Regions from separate parts of the Homo sapiens genome. Here region 1 is linked to region 2. Evidence: chromatin loops called from intact Hi-C (ENCODE). Cell type or tissue: Calu3. All regions are shown on one strand. Each heading gives the region's core, and the rest is flanking DNA. Links, peaks and the distances in the headings are about the cores only.

The links. Peaks named below come from ENCODE experiments on the same cell type or tissue, not always from the same donor. Only the 100,000 strongest peaks of a DNase experiment are listed, where the experiment ranks them.
Region 1: it touches region 2 in a loop (5-fold over the local background); 15 of 110 quality-filtered maps call a loop at or near these places.

The regions. Positions count from the first base shown.
Region 1 is chr9:104,739,263-104,744,779 of GRCh38, forward strand. All of the region lies in intron 1 of LOC107987105 (a long non-coding RNA gene), which reads right to left. Among named protein-coding and RNA genes, the nearest start is that of NIPSNAP3A, 5.7 kb to the right of the region's middle. In Calu3, for the core only: a CTCF peak has its summit at 4,327 (motif pointing left); a DNase peak (open chromatin) is centred at 4,329.
Region 2 is chr9:104,388,124-104,396,800 of GRCh38, forward strand. No RefSeq gene overlaps it. Among named protein-coding and RNA genes, the nearest start is that of OR13F1, 110 kb to the right of the region's middle. In Calu3, for the core only: no CTCF peak of the experiment used is centred there; no DNase peak of the experiment used is centred there.

The sequences.
Region 1 (5,517 bases), core at 3,018-5,517, 350 kb after region 2:
TCATGACATCACAAAAACTATAAAATGCCAATGAATAAAAACTGCATAAGGAATTTTTGAGGAAAAATATAAATCGTCATTAAAGCACACAGAAAAACCTCCCAAAAACTGGGGACACAAATTTTGTTCATGTTAGGAAATTCAAGAATAAATATATGAATTTATTCAGAATTTCTCTGTAAATCTAATATAATTTCCATCAAAATGATACTGAGATTTTTTTTAGTTTCTCAAACTTATCCAAAAATTCATACTGAATAGCAAAGACAAAGAATAGCCAAGACAATGTTATAATAAGAAATGTATATTTACTATACAAAATGTCAAGATGGATAATAAAGCTACAGTAATTCAAATTGCTTAGTACTGATACAGGTAAAGACAAATTAATCAATGGAACAGATTAGAAGGATCCAGAAATAGCCTAGGCATCTGTGGAAGTTTATATCCCAAGTGAATGGTCTTTGATTTATAATGGCATTACAAATCGGTAGGGAACAAATGAACTATTTAATAAACTGTTCTTTGGTAATGGACTACTAATATTGAAAAAAAGATCAAATTAAATCTACACCTCATACTGTGACTAAAATAAACTTGAGAGAGATTAAATACCTAAAGGGCAAAAGCAAAACTGTAAAAATATCTACAGGAAAATATACAAGAATATCATCATGCACAAGGAAAAAGAAAGTATACCTTAAATAGGGGGAAAAGCACAAAAACATGAGACCAATAATTTAAATTTAGAAACACCTATATGGCAAAATACTCTTAGAAAGTTTAAATAATAGCTACAAATGGGAGAACATATCAGTAAAACATACATCCAAAAAAAAGATTAGTCTGGAAGTTTTTGTTTTGTTTGTTTTGAGATGGAGTCTTGCTCTGTCGCCCAGGCTGGAGTGCAGTGGCACAATCTCTGCTCACTGCAACCTCTGCCGCCCAGGGTTCAAGCGATTCTCCTGCCTCAGCCTCCCAAGTAGCTGGGATTACAGGCATGTGCCACCATGCCCAGCTAATTTTTTTGTATTTTTAGTAGAGACAGGGTTTCAGCATCTTGGCCAGGCTGGTCTTGACCTCCTGACCTCATGATCCACCTGTCTCGGCCTCCCATCACTTTTGGGTGATGGGATTACAGGCATGAGCCACCACGCCCGGCCGGAATATATATATATATTTTTTAAAGCATTCAAACCAAGCCAGGCATGGTTGTGCACCTCTAATCCCAGCCACACCTTGCGAGGCTGAGGGGACAGGATTGCAACATTCAAATCAATATGAAAAAGATGAACAACAAAATAAAAAATTGGGCCAAGAATATAAACAGGGACCTCAACAAAAGAAAAACAACATGGCCTATAAAATTATGAAAAGATTCTCAATTCACAAGAAATCAGAGCAATATAAATGAAATCAATGAAACATTTTTCATCCATAAGATATGCAAATATTAAAGTCTTACAAGAATTGCAAGAATGTGCAGGAAGAGGAAATACGATTCACTGCCTGGGAGCATAAATGGCTATGGTGAACCAAAAATTGTAAAGTTGACTCATTAATTCCACTTACAGGGATGTGCCTAAGGACATATCTACAAAATTACTCATTGAAGCATTATTTATAAACCTGGGAATATTTAAGTATCAAAAGAGAAAGAGGAACAAAGTTACAATATGCTCAAATATTGGATTGTAAGAGAGCAATTAAAATGAGCCAACCAGCTCTAAATGGCTTATTTTGTTACCTTTGGCAAACCACCTAACTTCTTTAAGCTTCCTCTTTGCTGTGTGTTTTAGTCTAAAATGTAAATATCAGCTTTACAGAGTGAAATGAAAGTAAGAAAGGACTTAAGTAAAAGGTATACTACATAACAGCATGTAAGAAATATCAGAAATAATAAAATCTGATGACCCCTTGTCGGTAAATAGGCATCACTGACATTCTCTGAGAAAAAAAGGGATGAGAACCGAACAAGTGATCTGAGATTAAGTAAATATTTCTTAAAACCTTTAAAAAATGAAAGGGCAGCCAAGTAGGTATGAGAACTAACCAAAGAGGGTTCAGTTCTCAATAAACAGGTAATTATAAAGGAGACTTTAGTAATATAAATTAACAAATATGCTTCATTCCAAAAACAAAGAAGAGAAAACAAACAAAAAACAACAAAGAGGCAAAGGACCAAATGTTTTTGTTTGTTTTTGAAACTCTCACCCAGGCTGGAGTGCAGTGGTGCATACTTGGGCCACTGCAACCTCCACCTCCTGGGTTCAAGCACTTCTCCTGCTTCAGCCTCCCAAGTAGCTGGGATTACAGGTGCCTGCCACCACACCTGGCTAATTTTTGTATTTTTAGTGGAGACACAAGGTTTCACCATGTTGGCCAGGCTAGTCTTGAACTCCTGACCTCAAGTGATCTGCCAGTCTGCCTCCCAAAGTGCTGGGATTACAGGCGTGAGCCACAGCACCTGGCAAGACCAACTGATTTTTAATAAAAAATAATATGAAACAGGACTTATACTGAAGTACCCTCTAAAGTTATGACTTTTATTAACTTTCTTCCCAGTTTTTATTTTGTGCTAAGTGGAAGCTTCAGATGACTCCAAGGGAGTATGAAAATTGGGAAACTTTTTTTTTTTTTTTTTTTGAGACGGAGTCTCGCTCTGTCGCCCAGGCTGGAGTACAGTGGCCTCATCTCGGCTCATTGCAAGCTCCGCCTCCCGGGTGCACGCCATTCTCCTGCCTCAGCCTCCGGAGTAGCTGGGACTACAGGCACCTGCCACCATGCCCGGCTAATTTTTTGTATTTTTAGTAGAGACGGGGTTTCACCGTGTTAGCCAGGATGGTCTCGATCTCCTAACCTCGTGATCCGCCTGTCTCGGCCTCCCAAGGTGCTGGGATTAAAGGCGTGAGCCACCGCGCCCGGCGGGAAATGTATTTTTTTAATACTCAGTATCTTTATATGAGAAGAAAATAATTTTGGATATGAAGGCAACTTCTAATAGCACTATTAAGCTATCATGAAAAGACAACTTAGAATGTTTTTCAGAGGGAATATTAATCTGAGAAGTTCTAATTTCCCATAAACTATTTCTGTTAACCTTCAAAAGCGATAGTGAGGCATTTGAACTTAGTTCAGAAAGAATGTGTCGAAAATCCTAGGCAGTATCGTGAAACACCTAATAAAGACCAAAAGAGGCAATAGGCCCCTTTTGGTTGGACACAGCCTACTTGCCCCTTGCATTAAAGTTCTAGCTCTCAATACAACATTGAGAATAAATAAAATACAACAAACTTAAAGATGCTATAAAAACAATCAATGAGAGTCAAGTAAATCTAACTCAGATTAGAAAGTTAATCAATTACCCAGCTAGTAGGTACCTGGGACAACTTGTGGAGGTAAAGAAAACACTGGCGAGCATCGAATAATGAGTGTTCATTTGGAAGGGGAACTTAATGAAAAAAAATATGTACTAACAAAGTGTGTAAGTGCTTAAAGCTAGAAGATATCTCGACTTAAACACCTAGTAAAAAAAAAAACGAGCCATATTTAATAAGAAAAATCTGAAACAAATAGCAAAAGGTTCAGAAATATTTGTCTAATAAAATTTCTCCCCGACTCCAGTTGTGAGGCACAGGGATTATTCAGAGCGAAAGATTTGCAAAGCCTATTTTGGGAAATAATTGTATTCACTGATATCAGGATTTAAAATGTCATTAGCACTAAAATTCATTTTCCAATGGAAAACGTAAAAGTCAATTTTTATATCTAAAAAGAGGTAATGGATATATAAACATGTTTATGTGTTTTAGAAATAAAAATACTTCATTAATAGAAAAAAATTAAATACATTTCTAGTATACTTAAATATTTAGCTATTCACAAGTCTTTACTGCTTTACTCCAAGAACTCTAGCTGAAAAGAGACTAATACAGAAATATCAAGACATGCTGACCACCTCAGAAAGAAGCATGCAGTGGTGGTTTTTTCTTTTTTCTTCATTAAGGCATTTAATTCAATGTTCAACATACAACAGGTGCTTAACAAATATTTGGTGATATCAGTAGGTCTCTTTTTAAAGAAAACTGAATAAAAAATGATTTTTTTAATTATTAACCCGCCTTATTATTACTAGTAACCTGCCTTTACAGAAGTTTTTCTTCTATACATAATCCAGTATCACACACAAAAAAAACTGTAAGTTAAGTCTACTCTATAAATACCTATAACTTACATTACAGGAACTCAAAAATAACAGAAATAGACATATGCACACACTAACACCGAATGAAGGAAAAGTGAGTCTATGCCACCATCTAGTGGCTGCAGAATAATAAAGCACCCAAACAAGAAAGTACCCAGGGATGTAGTACCAGAATATAAGCATCTAGAATTTACATGTAGAGCTACTGCCCTCCTATTCAGTTGGGCCAGCACTGGCATTACCTGGCCTATTCAGTTGGGCCAGAATTGGGTCTACCTGCTCGCTTCTGCATAAGTCTGACCTTCGAAAAAAACCAAGCGGGAACACCATCAAGTTTCCTTTGCTCACCTCATACAATTCCCACCACATTTCAACGGATACCTATTTGTTATGAAAGGTATAAAAATGCATCTTCACATTCGTCAGACCAGATGGGCAATAATAAAAAATTGGTCAGGAAAACCTCATACATTGCTATTAAACAGTCTGGCACTACTTAGTAAAGATGAATATGTACATAACTTATGACCGAGCAATTCCACTCCTGGGTATGTAATCCAGAGTAGTGGTTTGTAATTTCCAGTACACAGATCCTGAGTGAATCTATAGATAGAATTCAGAGGGTCTGATAAGTTGGATGAATAACAATTCCATCTTTATTGGCAACAACTTCTAACTAAAATTAACCATTTCCTTTATGAAGGTAGGCAACAAACCACAATATTAGCAGGACCTGTGACTTTGTAACCAATAAATATTATAGACAATGTCAAATTCCATTTATAGTTGTTGTAAATACATAAAAATTTCTTCCACACTTATCACTACTTCAAAATTACATCTTTTACACCCACTATTAGATATTGTTTTTTAGTGCCCTAATAAAGAAGCATCTCTATTTCTTTTTAAAAAGTTTTTTATATTTCATTATTCTAGTTCATTTTTTTCATATTTGATTTTGTATTTTGATTATTCTAGTTCACTTTTTTCACTGTATTTGTTTTCTTTGCAACCCTATGTATTTGTTATACATTTAAAAACATTTGGGATCCACAGGCTCACAAGATTTTGAAAGGATTTTAAGACACAAAAAAAGGTTAGTAATACCTGCCCTAGAGAAATTCTTCTGGCGGAACCAGGAGACATCTACAAATAAATTCAAACAGCTTTGTTTATAATAGTCAGATGGACAAAAAAACAAGGTATTTTCATGTAATAGAATAGCATACTAAAGGGATGTGAATTAATTATTACAACTGCATTAATGTGGTTGATTTGCAAAAGCCTAAAGTTATAGCTAACAGTTATGTAAC
Region 2 (8,677 bases), core at 3,439-5,938:
AGATTTATATGATGCCATCTTGTGTCAGTATTATAACATTCCAGTATTATAAATATTTTACTCTTTATGATACAAAATTCATAAATCCTGTGAGAACTGCTCTATGATGCACTGAGCATGAACGGACATGTGAGTGTGCAGCTGTCAACCCCTTTGAGTTGTGGAATTTATATTCTTCCCTCAGGATACAACTTATACCTTAAGTGACACATGGCCCAAGTGAGGAAGCCACTGCCAATCATATATATTACTAAAGCATAATTTTTAGGCTATTCTATAAAAGTGAGTATAAATAGCTGGTTTTTTGTTTTTGTTTTTGTTTTTGAGACGGAGTCTTGCTCTGTCGCCCAGGCTAGAGTGCAGTGGCCTGATCTCAGCTCACTGCAACCTCCACCTCCCAGGTTCAAACGATTCTCCCGCCTCAGCCTCCCAAGTAACTGGGATTACAGGCACCCGCCACCGCACCTGGCTAATTTTTGTATTTTTATAGAGATGAGGTTTCACCATGTTGGCCAGGCTAGTCTTGAATTCCTGACCTCGCAATCCACCTGCCTCAGCCTCCCAAAGTGCTGGGATTGGCATGAGCCACTGCGCCCGGCCATAAATAGCAGTTTTAACATTTCCTTCCCTTCATCACTTTGGAGATCTTTGGGAGGCCTTTGTGTCATTTCAGGTTTTAATGTTCTGTCCTCTGCCCTGAAAAGCAAGAACTCTCAGGAGCCTTCATATTGGTGGTAGTTCCAAAGTAGAAACTGTTGGTTATGGGGCCAGTTCTGTGTAAGTATAGTTGGGTACCCCCAAAGACCTAGATGTGTCTGCGGATAGTTGGCTGGTAGTTTGTGCGCCACAGAAGCTAATTTTAAATCTCCGTTAGCTCCCAGTAGCTTCTATACCTTCCATTGGGAGCTCACAGAGACTGGCTCAAGGGAGCACAGCCTCCTCTGGGAAGCAGCCTCCACTTAGAGAGCAGGCGTCCTCTGAGGCTGCTCCAGGCCTCTCTGGGGTGCTGTTTTAGATTCCCTCAGCCAGACTTTCCTTCATTCAGGGTATCTTAGTGTTACACACCTCATCGTGAAGAAGGAGCCTTGTAGGCTTAGGCTTTTGGGCCTGCTCAAGCTGCAGGTCCTATGGCAGAATTAGAGCCTGGCAACTCAGGAGCATCGGTAAAGCTGACAGCCCTTGGGCTCTGGAAAGAGCAAGAATCTGAGCACCCTGGAGCCCTGCACATCTGATAGTGCCATCCCAGAGAGCCAGTAGGAGATGGGGAGAAGGCTTAGGGCATCAGGACTGCTGGTGGAGGCAAATGTTGGATTCCAAGGCTTTTTTCTGAGTTTGGAAATGAAGTCCAGCCCCCGCACACTGGGGAGGATCCAAGCCACGTTTTATTTTATCTTCTTCCAGTCTTGTGGACCAAAGCTAGCAGGATTAACTGCATCTAGCAGCGTTAGTGGATCAGGGATTCTAGTTAAATCCCATCTCTATTCCTCGTAGATACTTTCCAGGAATCAAAGCAAGCAGAAATGTTTCACTTAGGTTTTTGCAAAAGGGCTGTAGAATCAAATATTGGGCAATAACTTTATTTCTAATAAAAGATATGGCTATTGCTTCAAATTATTAATCTATCCCCACAAAAGTGTGATATATTTGTTCTATTTCTGTGTAAAGATGACTGAATTGTAATATTTTGATTTCTGATGACTTTGTTTATGTCAAAAATAGTTGGAGAATCTTGCTGAAGGATGGAAAATACAAGTCACATATATTGCCACTTGTCTACTCTAAGCCCATGGCAGGCGTCACTACTTAGCTATTCCTTTTGTGTGGTGCTTTTTGGGATCCTTCCAGCATGGCCAGCATGAAACTTAGTCTATATAAGAGAGGTAAAGAATTGTTACCTTACTTTATTGTCTTTTAAAAATGTTTTCTTATGAAAAATTCTCACATACAAAGAAAGAGAACGGTATTATGAGCCCCCAAGTACTCATTACTGTTTATCAGAAAGTATTTACAATTTGAAAGTTCATTTCGTCTATTCAACTTCACCCCATGCACACACAAATATACATACATATATATAATATATTATTTTAAAATACAATTAAATATAACATCAAGTTTCCAGATAATAGCTGTTCAGAAAATTAATTTTTGAGAACCCTCTTTGTGCCCCTGCCCTCATTCAAAGATGATGATGAAGGCTCCTGTAAAACTGTATGTTCACATAGGCTTCTCCTGCCCTTAGAACATTCGAGAAGAGCTGGTAAATTTATCCTACACCGAACTTCAAAGTCCTGTGGCTCTGGAGCTTTTGTACCAGGCTCTGCCATCTGAATCTCAGCCTGCATTCCAGCCCCAGGGTCTAGGGTCCAGCTTCCTGAGATTTACCAAATTGTCATTCCCTTTTGAGGGGTGCAGGGGTCCTTCCTGCACCCATGGGTATTGACAATGGAGCCAACTTCACATGTCAAATATTCCATAAATTAGCAGATTGTCATCCCCTTTTAAATTGTGTGGTATACCCCAAGATTTCACTGCTTTTATCTATTTCTCTTCATTCTGGATGATACTTCTCTTCCCTCCCTCTCATGATATCCTTCATAAATTTAAGCCTCCACAAAGGCCATAAAAAGTGATTTTCTTCGGTTATTTTGCTTTGGCTCAGCAATTACATCAAAGGGAAGGGAATGCAAAGTTCTGTTGCCTTTTTAGAATGAGAGGAGGAAAATACAAAGCATAAAGCAGAAATACTACTCATTCTTTTTTCATTTTTATAGCTGGAAAAGCAAAACACAATTTAATATTTCAAAAAATTGCCTGTCGTACCAGCTTTTCATGATTAAAAACAATGCCTCTAAAAATGCACTTGTGCTTTCCCACAGTGTCTGATATATGTTTTGTTTCTAGCCAGCCAATAATCAGCTCTTGCAGTGATGTTGGGAACTTTGTGAAGATATTTATCATTCTATAGGAACTCATCAAGGAAAAGCTAGAACGATTGCTGGCAGTATCTGAGTCACTGAGGTAGAATAGAAAGAGTATAGAATTTACAATCAGAAGAGAATCCACCCAGCTGCAGTCTTTGTGTAACTTAGTTATAAACTACCTGTTTAGAACTTTGAGTCTTAGGTTCCTTAACATAATATCTATAATGTTGATAATTATAATAGTATACGCCATGACATTGTTAAAGGTATCAGATAAACAGATGTGTATAAAATCATCTGAAAAATAAAAATAGAAAACTAATGTTACTTATTATTTCATGAAATTTAAAGTGTCACATTTCTTTATATTAATAAAGTACCATAAAAATAAAATATTTGAAAGCTCAGAAATTGGGGGATTTTCTGATTCTGAGTAGAGTTTGCATACATTTGAGAATATTCTAAAAATGCACTGGGTTTGGTCAAGACACACAGGTGGTCAGTATACATAAGTGAAGTGGAGAGTATCTGAACTGGTTAGGTGCTGGAGGCAAGGATTTATACCTAGGATGTTCTGCCATTGCCAGGTAATGACATCAGCATATGAAGAAAGGCCTTATTCTAATATGATATTTACTGTATCAAAGCAGTTGATAGAAGTAATGTCTTTCTCGTTTTGCTACTTTAATGTGGAAGATTTGCATGTCAGGCTCTCTGTTAGACCCTAAGCTTCTAAAAGTCCAAGTGAGGCCTTACAGGGTGCTTGCCAATTAAGAAGTTAAGATCAGACAGATCTGGTTTCAAATATAAGCTCTGACTCTTCTTAATTTGAGACATGCTGTTTGAACTCTTTTAGCCTCAATCTGTAAAATGGAGATGGTAATAGCCTCTAAATCAGGGTTGCTGTGAAGATTAAATGAAAACATCTGTAAAGCCTGAAACACAGTTAATACTCAATAAATGCAGCCCTTATTGTTTTCAGCACATTGAATTGTTCATGATAATTTATTTGCCTAGCTCCCTAATTAGATTAAACATTTGAAGGCAGAGGTCATGTCCTATACCATCTCCCATTTCATTCTATATTTTCCCCAGTAGACTAATGTTTCTTAGTGTGGTAGTCTAGACCACTGAGATTCTTCAGCTTATCCAAAAAGAGAACCCCTTTGCCCTGCCTAGATTCTGAACAATGTCAAAAATAAAACAATAAAATTGAAGGCCAAAATATTACCAGTGCTACTGATAAAGCTAAGTACAAAAATGACCTTGCGGAAGAGCCAAAGTCACCTTCAAAGACAACTCCTGAACTGGAAAAGTTTACCTACCCAATGTCAGGCAGCACTGGACTAGGGCTGTGGGGAGGCCTGACCAAGTCAGATAAGAGCACAAGGCCAGTTCAGGCTGCCCTCGGGCAGTCTCATTTCCAACCCCGGCCAAGAAAGCTGTGCTAGAGGTGGCCTAGATTTCCAGAGTTTGGGGGCACAATGTGAGGCCAGATATAGATCCTGTAGAAGACAACTGAACTTGATTGTTTTAAAGGATTTCCTATCAAGAGCACCATCTGAAGTGGTGAGTAAACTCTCCAGAGAAAGTCCTGGGATGCCTCTCAGAACCCAAGAACCAAACAGGAAATAATGTGTATTTAGCCAGGGGACACCTCATGTACTCCAGACAAACCTTTCCTGTCCCTTACCTCTCTTTGCTCCCCGTTCCAACACTAGAGAATTCATTCCAACGCTGGAAAAGGAGGACAAGAAGAAAAAGAGAAAATAGGTGAGGGAACCAATATCATCTGCATTTTCCCATTCCAGAATTTTCAGTCTGAAGAAGGGCCAAGCTAGGAAGTGGAAGAAACTTTAAAGTAAATGAAACATTGAAGCCTTAATATAAGCTTGGATTTTTCAGACTGGGAAATAAAACTATTTGTTACTATCTAAAAGATACAGAACATGCTGAGATTTCATCCAGGGATTAGGAAAAATGTTTCTAGAGGATAGGTTGGAAAGGACAATTAACCATAGAGACTGACTTTTTTTTCATAAACAAAACTTAACTATAGAGACCGATTTTTTTAATGTATTTATTCATCATGAGAATTTATATAGAAGTTCTGAAATGGAAAGTCTCTTTTTCTTTCTGAGTTGTGATAGTTAAGAACTGTATGCACAGAGTGGCTCAAGGCTATTTTTCCTGAGAATAAAGCTAAATCAGGAAAAAGCAGAACCAAGAGACTGAAAAGAGGGAGAGGGAGAGAGACAGAAAGAGAGAGAGAGATTTATTATTGATAACATTTTCTGATTTCTAATTCAGACAGGCTTAATGCAAAGTCTCCTCTAGGACTGCAGTTTGTTTAAGACAATGCATTCTTTTTTTTCTAATTAAGCAAGTTATAAGATTGTTTTCTTTCAATTTGCATCAGAAAGAGTTCTCATTAATAAAGCATAATTATTTAGAAGAAATTAAAACTACATGTACTACACATGCTTCACTTCACAATTAAATAAAATCACTGATATTTGAGTAACTTCTTAGCCTTTGTGTTATTCGTATACAACAATGGATAACATGCACTGAACATTTATTATGTATCAAGCACCTTTATATGAACTAACTGAATTCCTATAATGACCTATGAAGTTTTTACTATCTGGTAGGCTCTTTGGCTTATCAATGCAGAAACTGAGAGGTTAAGGAAGTTGTCCACAGCCTCACAGCAAGTAAGTGAAGGAGCAGGGGTTCAAACCCAAGCTGTCCAGCCTACAGCCTACTCCTAATCTCAATGCACAGTCAAAAGAGAAGAAGATAATTGTTAATATGATTGAACAGTGCATACGTCCCAAGGTGTTATGTGAATAAATGCTTTATTGTATCTAAGAACACTGATTATAGAGGCACCTAAGTAAGTGAAATGAGCTATTAGATGAAACATTTCTAATAATGCCAGATCATTTCCAGGATTTTAAGTTACTTAGCTATACTGTGCCTCTCAATATGAGCAGGACCTAGCGCAGTCTGAACCTATGATACTGGTGCTAAAATATATGTTTTTCGGGTTAAGGATACTGTATTAAGTTTTCATGAGAAAACTAAACCATGTGCAGATGGATTGATGCCTGACAGTTTCACTCTTTCACAATACCTAATTTTTTTTTAACCTGCTGGAGAATAAAGTTGTTTGTATATATTATGAGGCATGTTTACTCAAAATCTGAAGGGAAGTTATCAGAGATGTTTAAAACAAGGAGTTGATAGAGACCCATTCACTATTATGTTTCATGTTCAGACATTTTACTTTTCAGCTTTTGAGATGAAATTACAGAGTGTCAAGTAGTCTCTGAAAAAAAAAATCTATCTATACATTTTGGGTCCATTTGAATCTGAATCTCTAGAACCATCTAACAGAGACACTGAACACTATCGTCCTTCCTGATAACTATAGTTGTAAATTAGAATGTTCTAATTTAATGCAAAAATATTGTGGGATCTGGCCAGCAGCCCACAATGCAATGGGGCTCTCTCTTTGTTCCTAGGCGGATCGGCAGGTTGAGAAATAATAGACACACACAAGATAGTGAAAGCTGGGTCCAGGGGGGTCGCTGCCTTCTAGTCCCATGGTGCCAACAATGCACTGGATATACCAGCATTTATTATTAAGTTTAGTGAGGTCAGGGGTAGGTTAGTGAGGGATTTACGGTCATTTGATTATGAGGTGAGATGGTCACATGGGGATGAAGTAATTCTTTAACATAACATCTGTATGCAGAAGTACAGTATACAGGGATAAGAATTTACAATATAGTGTGTGCATCAGTAATTTCTAACAGAGCCTTAAAACAGAAACTTAGTCTTTCCATAACCTATGATTAGCAAGATATTAATCAGCAGTAACAGTTGCAGCAAAAGCTGGTTACAAACAATCCATAGAAACAGGACGTGAAGCTAGACAACGGGTTAGACCAGAAATTCTCAGAAGGGAGTATGCCTTAACCCTAAAGAGGCCTAGAAGAGCCATGGCAAGATGAGGGCGTCTATAGCCCTATCTTATCCATATCGACAGGCGCCCCCATGCGTCCGTTTATAGGCTCTCCACAAGGGTCTCATTCCATTCCCAGAGCTATGAACATCTGCTTTTCTGGGATAGGAATCTTGGTGATATGAAACCTCCCTGACTGCACGTCCATTCATAGGCTCTCTGCAGGGGCAAGCACATCACGTGCTGTTGGCTCATTCTGGCAGTCCAACCTGGGTTGTCGTTACACAATTCTGCATGCAATTTTGTATTTACAATAATCAGGAGCATTTCATCTTTTATTCCGTAGCAATAGTTTCAGGGGGTCTCCCTACAGAAAAATGCATTAAAAAGAATACATCAATGAATATGGGAGTGCATATATAATATACTGTTTTCATTTCCTTTGGATATATATCCAGAACTGGGATTGCTGGATCATATGGTAGTTCCATTTTTAATTTTTTGAGGAATCTCCATACTATTTTCAAAAATGACTGTACCAATTTACAAGCCTACTAAAAGTGTACAAGGGTTCCCTTTTCTCCACATCCTCACCAACACTTACTATCATCTGACTTTTTGATAACAGCCATTCTAACACGTGTGAGGTAATATCACATTGTGTTTATAATTTGCATGTCCCTGATGATTACTGATGCTGAGCATTTTTTCATATACTTTTTCGCCATTTGTATGCTTTTTTGTTTTTTTTTGTTTTTTTTTTTTTTTGGAAATGAACTATCACTCTGTTGCCCAGGCTGGAGTGCAGTGGCGTGATCTCACCTCACTGAAACCTCTGCCTCCAGGGTTCAAGCAATTCTCTGCCTCAGCCTTCTGAGTAGCTGGGATTACAAGTGCCCGCCCCCACACCTGGCTAATTTTTGTATTTTTAGTAGAGACGTGGTTTCACCATCTTGGCCAGCCTGGTCTTGAACTCCTGACCTCATGATCCACCTGCCTCGGCCTCCCAAAGTGCTGAGATTAGAGGTGTGAGCCACCGCACCCAGCCTCTATGTATTCTTTAAAGAAATGTCTACTCAGGTTCTTTGCCCATTTTTAAACCGGGTTCTTTGTTTTCTTACTATTGAATTGTTTGAGTTCCTTATGTATTTTGGATATGAACCCATTATCAGATGTATGGTTTGCAAGTACTTTCTCCCATTCTGCATGCTGCCTCTTCACTGTTATTCATTTCTTTGGCTGTGCAGAAGCTTTTAAATTTGATGCAATACCATTTGTCTAGTTTTGCTTTTGCTGCCTGTGTTTTTGAGGTCTGGAATCAACCTAAGTGTCCATCAGTGGATGAATGGATAAAGAAAATCTGAGGTTTGCGTGTGCACACACACATCCACTTCCACACACACACACACACGAATGCTATCCAGCCTTGAAAAGAAGAAAATCCTGTCAATTAGGACAACATGGATGAACTTGGTGGGCATTATGTTAAGTGGAATAAGCCAGGCACAGAAAGACAAATACCGCATGATCTTACTTATATGTGAAATCTAAAACAGTTGAACACATAGAAGCAGAGAGCAAAATGGTAGCTACCAGGGGCAGCGAAGGGGAGATGGGAAGATGTTGGTCGAAGAGTACAAAGTTTCAGTTAGATAGGAGGAATAAGTTTTGGACGCTTATTCCAAAATAAGTATTGGACTTATGTCACCAATGGACAGCATTGTGACTATAGTTAGTAATAATGCAATATGTACTTGCAAATTGCTAAAAGAGTAGATCT